Linked DNA regions of Mus musculus: region 1 is linked to region 2. The links are chromatin loops, found by intact Hi-C in ENCODE. Cell type or tissue: heart. All regions are shown on one strand. Each heading gives the region's core, and the rest is flanking DNA. Links, peaks and the distances in the headings are about the cores only.

Evidence for each region. Hi-C counts contacts between places; a loop is a spot of excess contacts. Peaks named below come from ENCODE experiments on the same cell type or tissue, not always from the same donor. Only the 100,000 strongest peaks of a DNase experiment are listed, where the experiment ranks them.
Region 1: a loop joins it to region 2, with 2.2 times the contacts of the local background. A loop is called at or near these places in 5 of 42 quality-filtered maps.

What each region holds. Positions count from the first base shown.
Region 1 is chr11:76,310,209-76,318,017 of GRCm38, forward strand. All of the region lies in intron 1 of Nxn (nucleoredoxin), which reads right to left. Among named protein-coding and RNA genes, the nearest start is that of Mrm3, 70 kb to the left of the region's middle. In heart, for the core only: a CTCF peak has its summit at 4,705 (motif pointing right); a DNase peak (open chromatin) is centred at 4,123.
Region 2 is chr11:76,257,642-76,265,450 of GRCm38, forward strand. Nxn (nucleoredoxin) reads right to left here. Exons shown (of 8, transcript NM_008750.5): 6 at 5,367-5,546; 7 at 3,901-4,025; 8 at 1-1,106. The coding sequence ends at 924. Among named protein-coding and RNA genes, the nearest start is that of Mrm3, 18 kb to the left of the region's middle. In heart, for the core only: no CTCF peak of the experiment used is centred there; a DNase peak (open chromatin) is centred at 3,775; H3K27ac peaks cover 788 bases.

The sequences.
Region 1 (7,809 bases), core at 3,540-6,039, 54 kb after region 2:
ACTGACCCAAGAAGTACTCACCGAGTACTTGTGGTCAGGGAGCTGCCTGATACAGCTTAGTAGCAGCAGTGAGGGCCACAAACGCATAGCAGTTACAGGCTGGTGGGAACCTCTAGTACCCAAGTTGTCAATGGGACATGTGTTCAAGGAACTCTGGCAAAAGGCCTTGCTCCTCTTCACGTCCATGTACCTTCTTCTCAGGGGTCTGCTTCCGCAGCATTTGAATGGTTTTCTTTAGAACAGCGCCCTAAGACTTACTGACGTGTGCAGATCCCAGCAGAACCCCTGAGACTGCTAGGAGACACTCCTTGGGATGGTCCCCACTCTGTAAATGACTTGGGCCAATTGGTGAAAAGGAAGAGAACTTGTCAACCCAGTGAGTTCAAACTTTTTTTTTTTTAATTTTTGTAGACTTTTACATTCCACGGGCAATGAACTTCTGAGTCCTTCCTGTCCTCTCTCTCTCTCTCTCTCTCTCTCTCTCTCTCTCTCTCTCAGTGCCTCTGGAAGCACATGTTTCACCTTTTGATCTCAGACACAAATTGGCAATCTGCTGCTCTGAAGCACTGTGTGAATGGCCCTGGCAGGCGACAGGCCGTCCAGGATGAGAGAGGAGGCATGGTGCATACTTTAAGCCACTGGTTCTCAGCTTTCCAGGGGACATTTGATGATGTCTGGGGCAATTTCTTGTTGCCACAACTGGAGATAGGGCTGTCACTGGCATGCAGTAGGCACGAATTAGGGGTGCTGGGCAACATTCTACTACTGTGGGATCCACAGTGAAAAATTATCTGGCTTAAAATGTCAACAGTGCTGCGGTTCAAAAACATCTCTAAGCTTCTGGAAATTTTGGTCCATTCTGCCCCCAATTACTTCTTAATCCCAGTCTGACAGCACAGTAAGAATAGACCAGGGAAACAACGGGGAAGTCCGCTCAGCCAGGGGCTGGTCCCGTGTGCATGAGTGATTCCAAGAGCACTTTTGAATTTCCGTGTGATTTTGAAGATAAACATGGACAGCTTCACCAGTTTCTCCTTTAATTATGATTATCCTGCAGGAGCAGCATGGGATGGGAAGGGCTGAATAGATGCAAACTCCTCTCCCCACAGTCTTCAGAGGGAACAGTGTGGAGAACAGCATTCTCTGGCTGCGTGCTTTCATATTTTTTTAGCACAGCGATCTTCACAGCCACACATATGCCACCATCACTGCAGGAGTACACACCTGTCAGGCATCTGCAGCTCCGGCAGGAGCGACTAGAGCGTCGAGATGAGAAAAGGATGGGTGAGTAACATCACTTAAAGGGAAGTCTGTAGATCATTCGGCTTTCCGACAAATCCTAATGCAGGCACTTGCTCTGGGGAGGCTTCTTAAATTGGGGAAAGCTGATGTTGCAATGGCCAATCCAGAACTGCGTCCCTGCCTGGCTAGCTTTCCTAACCCCAGGCTTGTATAAATGCCTTTCCGAGCAACATGCCTCCAAGCATCTGTGTCAGTGTTTGCTCTATTTCCTGGGGTATTTGGGAGTGGGGGTATGAGAGAGAGAGAGGAATGTGAGGCTCATGCCCATAGAGGTATGTTATGCATGGAATTCTATATGCCATGTGTGCTGGGGGGCGGGGGGAGTGAAAGAGTTGCAAGCTGTGGTTCCAATACAGAACAAAGGAGGCCTGAAGTAATACCAGCTGCAAGCAGAAGACCAGGCACAGCGGAGAGTTCCAGTATTGAGGTGTAGCCTTTCAGCCATGCAGACTAACACTCATGGACAGGATACTGAACAATGAGAGAGGGCAGAGAGACAGGAATGAGTATGACTGACTGACCCCTTCATGCCATCTGGGAACCCCACACTGTTTTACCTGTGCTCTGACTGACTGGCTGTAAAATGGCACTCCCAGAAACCCCTCTTCCTGGGGCACAGTCAACTATTTTGCTCCAATGGTTCACAGAACTCAAGGGGAGGCTTTAAATGCCAGCCAGTACGTGTGAAGCCATGAAAACAGCAGGAGGAAATTAAACATCGATGGGCAAACACAGGGTTAACAGTCTCCACAGGGATGGGTAACTTCAGACAGGAGTTGAGGGGTTCAGCCAGCCAGACTCAGGGCAGATGCTGAGACGCCCAGCCCGGCGAGCACCCTCCACCCTCCAGACCTCATTCCAGCCTTGGTTTGGTTCTTGGGCACCTTTTATTCTGGCCACTGCTCACAGATGGCGTGTCCCATTCTCTAACCATATCTCATGCCCACCTCTCCTTCCGTGGAAAAGGTACTTGGGTGTAGGGAATAAGAGCCGTGTCTTCTGCGGTTACAGCTGAGGCCCAGGAACTGATTTCACTGGCTTGGCCTCCAACAGCACCTCCGTCTAGCTCACCCACTGATTATGCCTGTGTTCCTCATTTGTACGGGATAACTCCAGCCCACTGCACATTCTGCATAATCAAAAACACTTCTTTTTGTGCTAAACAAGGACAAGGTGACCAGGGTCTGTATTACAAAATAGCTTTACCAATCATTTCTGGCTTCCTTCTACATGAGAAACCCTGTGCTAAAGGCTGGGGTCATAAAACAACTAATACACGGGGCTCGTCCTTCTGAAGCCTGTTTGGAAGGATGTGTACTTAAACCGTTAGGACTTGGGAGAATGTAAGCATCATAATGCTGTAATAATGCAAGAGATATCAGTTAATACACCCAAAATGCCGAGAACAACGTCTGGGGCTTATGAGTCATGCTGCAGAGGCACCAGATATTTTCATTATTTAAACTCCTTGCAAGTCAGGGCAAGCAAGAAGGAAGCCACAACATCTGATCTGCTTCTGCAAGAATGAGCTGGATTTGATTGGGAGGTAGGAAAGAGAAGGGGAAGGTATCCAAGTCTGAGCAAGGGGCAGGAAGCCTCCACGCACTGGGAGAACTATAAACTTTTGAGGACTGTAGAAAAGTCCTGGATGCTGTCAGAGAGGGCAGGGGAGCTGTGGGAGGTGATAAGGCAGGAGCCGTATGATCTACCATCACGACTCTAACTTGTTGCATTGTGATAGAAACTACTGAAAACAAGGTTAGACCTACACTAGAAAACTTGAACCAGTGCCTGGGGATACTGTCTGGAGTAGAAGACAGAAGTGACAAAAACTGAACCAGGGGGCAGACTCAGCAGGTAAAGGTGCTTGCTGCTAAATCTGACTACCTGAGTTCTAACCCTGGGACTGGAATGATTGGAAGAAAGAACTGACACCTGTAAGTTGTCCTCTCACCTCCACACATGTACTGTGGCATGTGTGTGTGCACATACAACACACACACTAAATAAATAAATAAATATTTCTTGTTTCTTGTTTTGTTTTGTTTTTTGAGATAGGGCTTTACTCTGTAGCCCTGGCTGTCCTAGACCTTACCTATAGACCAAACTAGCCTTGAACTCACAGAGATCCACCTATCTCTGCCTTCCAAATGCTGAGATTAAAGATATACACCACTGTGTCTGGCAAAAACTTAGGTTTTAAGTTTTTTGGTTTTGTTTTTAGAGAAGTAAAAAAAAAACCTAAGAAATCTGGGCAAAGTGGGCACCTTTAGCCCCAGCATTCAAGAGGCAGAGGCCAGAGGATTATGAGTTTGCGGCTAGCCTGGGTGACACACTGATGCCCTGTTTCCAACAACAGCAACAACACAAAACAAAAATCAAAACTAATAACAATTTCAGTGATGGATGCCATGGCGCATCTGGCAGCCAAGCGACAACTGCACAGTGGAAGGAAGGTCTCACAGAGAAGGGACATCTGAAGGATGACTGACTACAACAGAACCTCATGGCACTGCCATCTGCACAGGGTGAGAGTGGGTGGCATGCTTGCGGAACCCTGGAGCGGATCAGTACGGCGGGGTATAGGGTGCAAAGGTGAGAGCAGGAGAGCCAGGAAGGCTTGCTTGGTGGGAAACTTAAGTCCACACCAAGGGGTTGCTCTTTAAGCCCACCACAGTGAAAGAGGTGTCAAGCAACAGTACTAGAGAAAGGTCATTTGGGAACAATGTAGAGGGGTGGGAGCGGAGGTTGGTAGGTTCATTAAGGGACTACTGAACGACCTGTGCCCTGACCTAGTTATGTTCAGAGAATGGGAGGAAACGAGTTGAGAAACAGTACAGTTTGTGGCTCTGCTAAATGCATCAGTGCGACACAGCTACAAGTATCAATCAGGGGCTGGAGAGACGGCTCAGAAGATAAGAGCACTGGCCACTCTTCCAGGGCCAGGGTTAGATTCCCAGCATCCACATGGCAGCTCACAACCATCTGTAACTCCAGCCCCACAAGATCTAATGTGCTCTTCTGACGTCCGTGGGCACTGCAAACACATGGTGCACAGACACACAGGCAAGCAGAAATAACCATATGCATAAAAATAGAGGTTAACCAGTCCACTGGTCAAGACCTCATATATTTTGAATGTGTAGAAGGAGGAAGGGAGGAAAGGAGAGAAGAGGGAAGGAGGGAAGAAGCAAGCAAAGTGTCTTGAGGGGAAAACTGGTGGGAATGATTTTAGTCACTGACTCAAAACACTTGAGATTCCTCTGTGAACAGACAAAGACACTACTTGTTCACTAATGTCAGGGATGCCCAACATAAAATCCTCACCTAAATTTGGCTGAAGTGGGCTGAACTTTGGTTCCTGGTTAGAGTCCGTCAGTAGGGACTGTCTCTATAGGTGCCTCTTCCTGCCAACCAGCAGGGGTCAGCAAAAAGAATGATTCAAAGAAAGAACCTGGCTAAGCCAGGGCTGGTCCAAGCCAAAAGTCTCTAGAAACTTCTCACAGGTATGGAATCCAACCACAGTCCCCACGGCAGGGAGGAACTGTGTTGAGCCAAGAGGAATGAGCTGAACAGAGACACTGAGAGCCCCCAATGCTGACGAAAGAACTTAGGAGTTATGCTCGGTTTGGTTAAGGAGGAACTCTACTTTCGTTCCAAGCATAGTTCCACAAGTACCAAGTTCAAGGGTGAGGTTTCTCTGAAGGATTTTCTTTCTTAATCCAATAAATAAAAACCAGTGAGATCATAGTGGGTTTTATTCAAGTGATCCCCCTACACACCAGTGCTCATGTAGCACCCAGGGCCTCGTGTACAAAGCCAAATGTTCTTCGACACCTCTAATACCAAGAAGCGATTCTAGTAACGGAACACTGAAATGTCTTCAGCTTCCTTGGAGCTCACATCCTAGTGCCTTGAGAGTATCATTCTTTCTGGGGAAGAGGGTTTCTCTACATCCTCAAATATAAAATGATAGAAGTGACTTTGAACTGTGTACCTTTGAACTTTGAAGCTGAGGTTCATGACCGGGCTCTGATTAGGAACGCATTGAAGGAAGAATAGGATCTTAATTACTTCGCTGTGGCCCCTTAAGCCTTTCTTAGTAAACTAATGAGTTATACTTTTCCTTGAGAGAAAATCTTGGAAACGACTCATTTCCCCAACAGGGCAGCGTTATCTACCATTCGTATGTGGGAGAGTTTAAAAAAAAAAAAAAGTTTGAGTCTAGCTTAGCTAGGCCAGGAAGAAAATTAAAAGTAAGTATTTATTTTCTTATTAAGGTTAATCAGACTCAGAGAGGCCACCAAAAGAAAACACAGACTCTAAGGAGTGACCCCAAGTTGACAGACACCTCCTCCCCTGACCCCAACAACTACTCAAGGCAAAGGAAGCAATCAGAAAGGGAAAGGAAGAGCAGTTGTCTGCGTCATGAAGGGGCAGAGCTTGGCATTTGTCATTCCAAGGGTTTAGAGCAGACTATCATTTGGGCCCAACGGTCAAGGCTGACTGTGGCAAGCGTGGCCACACAAGCCTATAATCTCAGCACTGGAGAGGCTGAGGCATAAGGGGAGTAGGTCTCAGGGTAGCCGGGACTATATGGCAAGACCATTTCCCAAGAAGAAAGAAAAGAAGGAGGAAGAAGAGGAAGAGGAAGAAGAAGAGGAGGAAGAGGAAGAGACAGAGTAGGCAAACGATAGATAAGCTGACTGTGAAGGGCAGGTACTTTCAAATCAAAAGCAAGTGTGGCTGAAACAGACTATCAAAATGAAGTTCTTATCTATGAACCTCACAGCCTAGACTTAAACTCCAAAGACTGCCTAGACCAAGCTCTGCTGGCTCAGAGCTCTCCTTCCTCTCTGTCCTGCAGATGCCAGGGAGCTGAGCTTACTGAGTGCACATGGGGGTCAGGAGTTAGGACAAAGAGCAGACAGGCAAGGTAATGAATGGCTGTTTTATCTCTAGGTGGTCACAAGCTATAAAAAGAGATTCAAAGCAAGTCTTTTAGGTAACTGGAAAGAAACATGAAGGGATTTAGCAGAGATCTGGAATATTTAGTATCTTGTTTAGGAGGCTATTCCTGTAGGTATACCAGTTGTCCAAACACAATGAACATACTCAAGAGCTATGATTTGCTGGGCGTGGTGGCGCATGCCTTTAGTCCCAGCACTCGGGAGGCAGAGGCAGGTGGATTTCTGAGTTCGAGGCCAGCCTGGTCTACAAAGTGAGCTCCAGGACAGCCAGAGCTATAAAGAGAAACCCTGTCTCAAAAAACCAAAAAACAAAACAAAACAAAACAAAACAAAAAAAACAAAACCAAACAAACAAACAAACAAACAAAAAAAGAGCTATGATTTTGCAAAGCATGGTGAAGTAGACCTCTAATTCCAGCACTGGAGAGGCAGAGGCGGGTGGACCTCTGTAAGTTCAAAGCCAGCATGGTCTCCATAGCCTGTTCCAGACCAGCCAGTGTTACATCATAAGACCCTGTCTCAAAACCCAATAACTCTTCTCCTCGTCTTTCTCTGCAGGCACACATACACACTCTCTCGATTTCTCTTTCCCCTCTGCCTCTCTCCCCACTGTGACTTCCTTGGCCTCAATCCTTAGGGCCAGTGAACTCGCCTGAGAATAGCTTCCCAATAAACCTGCCTTTAATATAATCTAAACAAACAAACAAACAAACAAACAAGCAAACAAGCAACAAAACCATTTGTTCCTCTAAGAATGTAAGTAACAAAGAATTCCAGAGCCTATGTACGGTGCCTATCTTCTGGGCGTTCTTTTCATGGGGGATGCTACCTCCTTCCCTGTCTTTTTTCACTATTGTTCTTTGTCTCAGTGAATGATACCAAATGTGCTCCACCCAGTTTCCCAAGCCAGAAAATTAGGATTCCTTCTACTGCCCTCTTCCTCACATCTGCAATCCCATAGACAGCTCCTGAATCCACTCTTTGCCTCCAGCTCAGTCTGGACCTGAGTTGCTGTCCCTACCTCCTGACCATCTGTTCTCCACAGCACTGCCTCCCGGATAAGGTCCTGGTGTTGTTCCCCATCACTTCGAGGATAATGACCAAACTCCTCAGCCAGATGCTCAACAGTGGTGCCTTCCCTTTCTGCAGCAAGCAGCTCTGTTAAAGCTCTCAAGCTGTCTATAGCACCCACCAACCACCCTCCCCCTACTATTCTCCCCTCACCCTCATAAACATGCCTACCCAACTTGTAACCTTCCTCAGGACTTGGATCAGAGTGACCTGTTTTTAGAAGTCCCTCTCCTAGGTGTCCTCTGCCTCCCTCCCTCTGCTTCACTTGGTAGGGCTCACACACTTAACTGATGGCTTTTTGTGACAGGGTCAGGCTCTGGGTACAAGCACATGACATGTGTCAGCTCATTTAATAGCAATTCTTGCTCTGCAGAGTAGTGACCAGGTTTCTAGTTGTCTCCTGCCTAAATCATTAGCCTACAGCAGCACTCTGTTCAATGTTTCCCTAGCATCTCCTCGGACACTA
Region 2 (7,809 bases), core at 2,474-4,973:
CTAGAGCACAGTTACCTTTGCAGGTTCCTAGAGGAAAGAAAACCCTCGTCTCTTTTTGGATCCAGTTTGAAAAGAAAACGGACCATGAAAGGGGCTGCAGGTGATTGTGGCAGAGAAGCAGCCCACAGAGAAGCCCGGGTAGCTGGGCAACACTTCTCTGGGAACTCAGGGCTGAATCTTGGGAAGATGGCTAAGGGGGAAATCCATTTCTGAAATCCCAAGATTTCGGGAGGTTTTTGTATGAGCAGAAACCTGGGGATGGCCAAGAGTACAGGAGGAAAATGGGGAGATGAAGAAACTAAGCACACAGTAAGCGTTCTATGAACTGTTAGCTCGGCTATTCATTTTCCCACCAAAACAAACACCCACAAGGTTCCTTAGAGATATGGAAGTCCCCTGCCCAAGAACCCACTGATGCGCTGGTTTTCCCTCAGACCAAGAAAGATCACGTCCTTACAAAGCAAATTCGCCGACAGCTCTCAGCTGATGGCCACTGAGGTCATGACCCTTCCTCTGTAACTCCCACGGGTACAGATGTCACAGGAGAGTTCCCTCTGGCTTGGGGTGTGTATACTGATCCCAGAGTCAGAGTCAGGGCCTCAATCCACGGTCCTTGCTTGCTCACTCTGCAGAAGACCCGGGAAGGTCCTCCATCATGAGCCAGGAGAGGTGGCAGTCTCGGGGCTAGCTGGTCATGCCATCCTCACGGATCCCCAAGCCATCTCCAAACACCGTGGGACCTGCTGCCACTGTGAGGATGCACACCCATGGGTGCTAGCTGAGTTGCTAATGTAGAAACAAGGCACCACAGAGGTTGGACACTTGGATTGTGTGATTCAGGACACGCTGGAAAAGTCCAAGGGCAGAGGGGAGGAAGGGGAGAAGACTGTGTCTTAAATACTGTCTCCAGAGGCCGGAGCCCACTAGATGGGCTCAGGCTTGAGTTTTTCTGCTAGGAAGTCATTCACAAAAGTCTCCACAATGGCTGGGGTGATCTCTTCTACATCCATCACGTACTTGGCCCGGGCTGACATGTCCAGAATGGTGAGCAGAGGCGCCGCCTCAGGCAGGTTGGTGTAATCTCTCAGGGAGTCAGTCATGTCATCCTGGAAGTCACCAGAAGGGCAAGAAAACCAGTACATTTTAACAAGAGAGTCTCCTGAGTCCAGTCCTTAGAGTGTATGGCACAGGGACAGTGTCAGCACACTGGGGGGGGGGGGGGGCTTCTATCGGGAGGATAAGGACCCTACCTTCCCTTAGGGAGAAGGATGAACAATTCCCCTGCATCCCACAGCCCAGGTTTCTTCATGAGCATGAAAGTGACTTTAACATGCCCTCTGCCTTTTAAAAAAAGGGTACAATTTTAAGTCCTAATCGCTAGGTTTTGCAACCAGCTCTCAATTCTTTGCAGCCCCACTGTGGATTATCTGAGGCTAAGTCAGGAATTCAACTCTGGAATCTTTTTCAACAACAGCTTACTGTCTCCCATGCCCTGTGTGAAGTGAAGGCAGGAGGAGTACAGCCAGCCTGGGCGCTACTCCACTGTGTTGGTCTAAGAAGCTGGTGCCTTGCCATGTAATCCCTGCTACTGGGCCGGTGAGTTCCCTCTGCTCAAACACCCCTCATCCAAACAAGCAAACAGGGCCAAAGACAAGGAAAAACTCTTATGGAGGAGCCACTATTTGAGGTGACCTTTCATGAGACAGACCTCATTTAGAGCCTGGTGGGAAATGGGACTTCACACTGTACAACATATAACACTCTAAATCTAATGAAAGGGTTTGAGTCGCTCGCCCAGCAGAGAAAGGGCTTGGGGTCTTCCTGGCCTTAAACAGGGGTGGAGAGAAGGAAGCATGAAACTTAAGCTCACTGGTTCCTCTGACAAAATCTATTACATTCCCAGACACTAAGGAGGGTTTCTGAGTGACATCTTCCCTTCTCATACCATAGCATACGCCTCCCGTAAGGCTGGATGCTTCTGTATCCTGGGCATGGATCGCCAGGTCCAGCCCTCCTCATGGGCTAATAGAACCCTTCACGATAAACAGAGGGAAGCACCTGGACAAACACTGTGCATATTATCCCTTCAGGAGGCCTGGACCAAGCCAAGAGCTCCAGTGCCTCCCCCTGAGCAAACCAGAGAGATGAATTTTAATGTTCTCAAAGGCTTTCAGATTAACCAGTGCTTGTCCCAAGCGACAGGACTGGGAAAGGACAACAAGAATTAAAGAACTCTCCCAGCCCTCGGCCACACTGATGGGAGCTCAGTTAATCAATGTCCACGTCCCACCTCCCTGTCTCCCTTCCCTTCTCCCCCAGGCCAGGTTATCTTGCTTCTGAGCGGAAGAACAGAGGGCTGGATCGAGTCAGTTGCCAAAGACTGACTGGTATCTCAGTGGAGCAATGGATGATGACATGGGGGACTCTGCCTAGCTTTCTGACACATGGGCAGCAGCCCCAAGTCTGTCTGTCCTTCTAGGCATGAACTGGTCCATTTGTCAGAAAAGGATGAGCCCTGTCACTGGAGTCACAGTAACCCCATCAGTTCCTTCTCTGCTACCTACTTTGTGGCCTTGGCAAGGGACATCAGTGGAGCCCAGATCCCATCCCTAACACCTAGGATGCTAAGAGAGGAAACCAGCCCCCGGTGCTCCCAGCCCTCCTCCCTGCTAAAGCCTATGTCCCTCATCTAGGAAACAGGATAATGAGTATTGTTCCCCGTGAGAGGGTGAAGAACAAAGGAGACCAGCAGGTGAAGTTCCTGGCAAGGCGCCTAGGGGACAGAGAACTTGCAAAGGCTTTTCAGCTGTGCTCCTGAATCCCCGCCTTGCCCCCGGCCTGGCCTTTCTCTTCTGCACCCATCTTTCTTAGGAGCTATTCTCCAGGGGTTAGAGTTTAATACATGCAGAGCTGCCTTGTTATGCTTTGTGTGGGGCGGCTGGGACCCCCCCAACTCTCCCCTGCAGGAGCCTGTGAACCCTCTTTGTTCCCCTCCACCCCAGAGCTGGGCAGGGCAACTGGGGCTGCCTGCAAGGGGCCCAGCAGGGCAGCCAGGGGTGGTTACTGAGGAGATGAATGGGTGGCTTAGGGTGTCTGTCTGGCCTCTCTTGTTTGTCTTCCTGTCCTTCTCTTGGGATCCAGTGTACAGGCTCTGACCAACTGGAGGTTCTGACCTGGGCAGGAAAAGCTGGAGGGTGGCCTCATAGAGTCTGTTGATGTGAGCCTCAGAGGGGTGCTGGGGTGGGGTAGAGAGGCAATGAGCATGTGCAGAAGGAGCCAGGAGAGCGCCTGCGCAGCCAATCACGGCCATCTTGCAGAATGCAGGTGCCTGTAGGATGCAGCCTCCCAGGCTTTCAGGGTGGCCGGGCACCTGCCATCATCTGACCCTGGGGATGTCCCCTGCTCAGTCTGGCACAGTGAGGGCTCAAGAACTAGGCCTTGAGAGCAACAGATGGGGGACAGCAGCAATTTCCAACCTCCCCAAGTGTCTTCAGCTGTGTTTTAAGTCGGGATCCCTGTGATGGCTAAGCCCGTGTTGCAGGCTGGCACAGTGGGATTAGCCAGGCTGGTACTATCTATGCAAAGCAGGGGCTGGTTCTGATCCAGCAGCACGGATGGGAGCAAGGATGTCTGTGCTGCTCTCAGCCGTGCGGGGGGTGGGGGGACGACACAGATCCGCTAGGGTTTCCTAAAGTTCTGAGGGCTGCTGAGTGAGAAGGAAGGGCGGGGGATACAGCAGGGATAGGAAGTGGTTTCTGATGACTAAGGGCACACCTTTTCCTCTTACATCTGCGTGTGGCACAATCAGCTCAGACCCAGAGGTCCCTTCAGACCTCCAGAAGCCAAGATCACTCATATCCTGCATGTACCCAGGACGCCAGGCCTGTCCTCCGCACTCACCTCCCCGGCCACAAAGAACAACAGCGGCGCCTCCTCTTCTTTGGCTTTGTACTTGGCAATGATCTTCTCAGCTATTGGCTGGATCAGCTGTTTGGCTGCCTCGGACTCTCCGTCGTCCTCAGAGTCTGTGACAGGGGAACAGAAAAAGAAGGACAAGCAACTCTAAATTGTCAAATCTCAGTGACCAGAGATGGGCCTGAGACACACTGGGCTCACTAGACACAAACAGCTCAGTGAGCAGTTCGAACCCTACCCACCAGCATGCAGCGCCTGCCATGAGGTTCTTCACAAACCTATACAGGGTTTGTATAGGTTGCTGCTCCCATGCCTACACCTGAGCCCCTAGGAGTGTTCTCCCAGTCACAGAGCCGAGGACTGTGGTCCCCTCTGCAGCTCTGGTGGTGATGGGACTCCACACCTGCTCCAAAGCTACCTGGTAGGCAGACCTGCTTGGGACGACCTGCAGGAGAACATGAGGAATGGCCACATGAGGCTGAGGCTGCTGAAGCCTGTGGTGGGAGTCAGCATAGCATCCTCACGAGGCACACAGAGGATACAGGAGTCTACCCACAGGTGTCATACTGCCCAAGAGGCTCATGGTGACCAGACACGATCTCTGGGGACACCTTCATCTAATTTACTATCCAACTTGTCCTGCTTCTCAGGGACTTGGTTTCCACATTTCTGGAGAAAGCCAAAATGTCCCGAATTGTCCCCAGGTTCAGAGCTCTTTCCAAACAGGGCCCAGGATGTGGGTGTGAGGACCTGCAACAGGCAAGACAACCCCACAGGAAAAAAAAATTCAAGACTGCTTCTCTGTGACAGGCCTTCCTACCTAAGACTGGCCCAGTCTGCTTATCAGCTCTGATGCTAGGGTCCCGAAACCAGACCCCAGAGAATGTAGCAAGGTGCTGAGGGTACTCCCCAGGCCTCCTTGGCCATGGGTGGTGAAAGCATCCTGAGTCATGCCACAGTCTGCAGGGATACTTTCCTATCTTTCTACTTAGCCACGAGACATAGCTTCTGAGGGTGAAGGAGCGGGGTTCCACCTGGTAGAGCCGGGCCAGCTCTAGTGGCTCCCCGGAATTGCTCATTAGAGCATAGGAAAGTGGCAGCAGGCCTGGATGAGCCTTAGCCCGAGGGGGCCCCACCCCCTACAGCTGCTATGCAAGCAACACCCTCCCCATCTCCCTTCCCAACAAAGGGTCTGTTCATGGGGGGCTGGGGCCATCTTCCTGCCTGACCTGTTGCCCAGCTGGCAGCAGGAGCAGTAGCTGCTCCAGACCACCGCCTGCAGGGGGATAGCCATGAATAAATCATTGGGGTCAAAAGCAAGGCTGCTAGGGAGACAAAGACCCCAGATCAACACTGTTAATGGTAGAGAGTGGCTGGGGGCAGGGGATACTATCTGCCTCCCATGAGAGGTCCATTCTGACCTGCCTTCCACTTTCCCTCCAGCTCCATACCTACAAAAAGGACGAGGCAGGGGCCCTCGTTGAGCTGCACAGCGTTGGAGTCAGAGAGCTCCAGCACGGGCTTCGGGTGCCACGGGAACTCCCTGCAGTCCTCGTCATTGAGCACCTCCACCCGACCCTGCCGAGTGATCACCTCCCCCTGCGGGTCCAGCACGATGAGCGTGGGGATGCCTGCAAGAGAGTCACGACGCTTAGCTGGCCATTGTCCTGAGACAGGGTGGAGCCTGCCTTCCAGATCAGGGACATTCACATTCTCACAGTAAGGATCCAAGCCAGGTCTGGTCCCGGAAGCCCTGGGCTAAAAGTAAGCCCAGTTGCTGACCAGCGACAGAACCGCTCCGGGTCTGTGTGGAGTCGCTCCAAGGAAAGCTGAGGGAGTCGGTGTCTTGGAGTTCTCTGGGGTGATACTGTGAAGGAGCTGGAGCCCCCCCTCCCCCCTATCCCAGCTCCATCAACAGCAACTGAGTGACAAACTCAGAGATCAGAACAACAGATACCAACACTCATTTAGTGTGCATGAGGCTTGGGGTCGGTCAATCCTGGTGTGCACACACATCTGTGTGCAGCGCATGCACTCTAAGTACAGATCCCCATGTGAACATGGGGTGGGGGTGGAGGTGGGGAAGCGCACCCCAGCCTGGTTTACAGCTGCATGTGGGCTTCCCACCTCCTTGCTCTTTGTATCCCACTCCCCACTGCTTCTCTTCTGGCCAGAGCTGCCACTCACACAGAGTCAGCCTCTGCCCTGACCTTTGGGGACACTTGTCTCTCCACTGGTAGCTGGTCCCCTCCCCAGTAGAGCTCTCCAGGTACCCCCTCTTGGGAGCAGACCAGAGCCTGGATTTTATATGAAAGCCAGAGAAATTTAATATTTATATGTTCTGAAGTATTTGGTCAGTAATTTGTTCCACTGACATTTTACATCTCCATGGGGGGTATAGTGAGGTACCAGAAGTGTGACCCTGGTGCTTTGTAACCTGCTGCGACGGTGGGCCCAGTGGGCACACAGTGGTGGGCCTATCTTCAAAAGGAATAAATGAATCCATTTTGTTCACATTTATTAGAAGTAGCTGGATAGGTGTGTCAGAGAATAGGTGGAGAGGACCCAGCTCCCGTGGCCCTGACTCCCAAGGACTTTTTTTTTTTTTTTTTTAAGATGAGCTCAGTCTTGCTGGGCAATGGTGGCGCATGCCTGTAATCCCAAAACTTGGGAGGCAGAGGCAGGCAGATTTCTGAGTTCGAGGCCAGCCTGGTCTACAGAGTGAGTTCCAGGACAGCCAGGACTGCACAGAGAAACCCTGTCTCGAAGAAGAAAAAAAAAATTGGTGAGCTCAGTCTTAAACAGGAGAAGGAGACCTGGAAAGCTATCCTAACGGCTGCCTCTCCCCCAGAGGCCTGAACCCATGTTGGCTGTGTCTCCACACACAGGACTTATGTCAGAGCCTGAAGGAAGCCTTCGGCTAGAGGCCACATGGGGCAGCTTGGGACACACGGGTGATCCACACTGCCACATCCCCATCTCTAAAAAGCATTGGCACAGTCCTTTAATCTGAACCAGTGCTTCTGAAATTGGGCAATCCTGAGTACTGGGTAAACTGAGCCTGGCCACTGCTATGATTACACACAGCAAGGGGGCCTGTTGTTAGCCTGGACTAAATGGGGATGCAGGAAAGACGGACAGACAGGCACAGAGTTCTGGGAGATGACTGCAAGTCTGCCAGCCAGGGAGTCTAGTTCCTCCGTTTCCATGAGGAATATGTTGCTCCCTTGAGTCCTGCAGGGACCAGGACAGGACCACAAGAACTCAAGCTGGCTGCCAGGAAGCCCACTGATGACTCCACAGAGGCACAGGTCCTCTGGCCAGCCTCTTTCCACTCAGTTCCCTCGGCTATGAAAAACTAAAAGGTCCTCTCCTGGATTCAGTCCTTTGAGCACGTGAGTGGGAATCCAAGGCGATAAGGCCCACAGGGACAGGGCAGCGTCAGGAGTGTGACTTCATGAATACACCCAATCAGACTTGGAACCGAAGAGTATCTATGCTCCCAGGGCCACCGTTCCCTTCAGGGGACCCTGGATTTGACCTTAGAACCCTCGAAGGGTGTCTGCTGCTGAACCAGAGGGTGTATGGAGAAGGGGAGCTTGCCTCTGCTCTGCCAGGCACAACATAGTTGCTACTTAGTCATCCTGACAGGCTGTGAGGACCACCACAAGACCACCCTGCTAGTCTCAATGGGATAGGAACACTGGCCTGCCTGTTGCAAGGGCTGTGGCTCTATCTCCGGGATAACACCTTTGCCAAGGACTCTCTCAGCACCTGGCTGGGGCCAGGAACATTCCAGAACCAGTTTGCCAAGCTATTTTCCTCTCTCCTCTTCCCTCCCCAGAGAGGTGACAGAGGAGGCTGAGGGTGTCATCACCCCATCCTCCTCCTCAG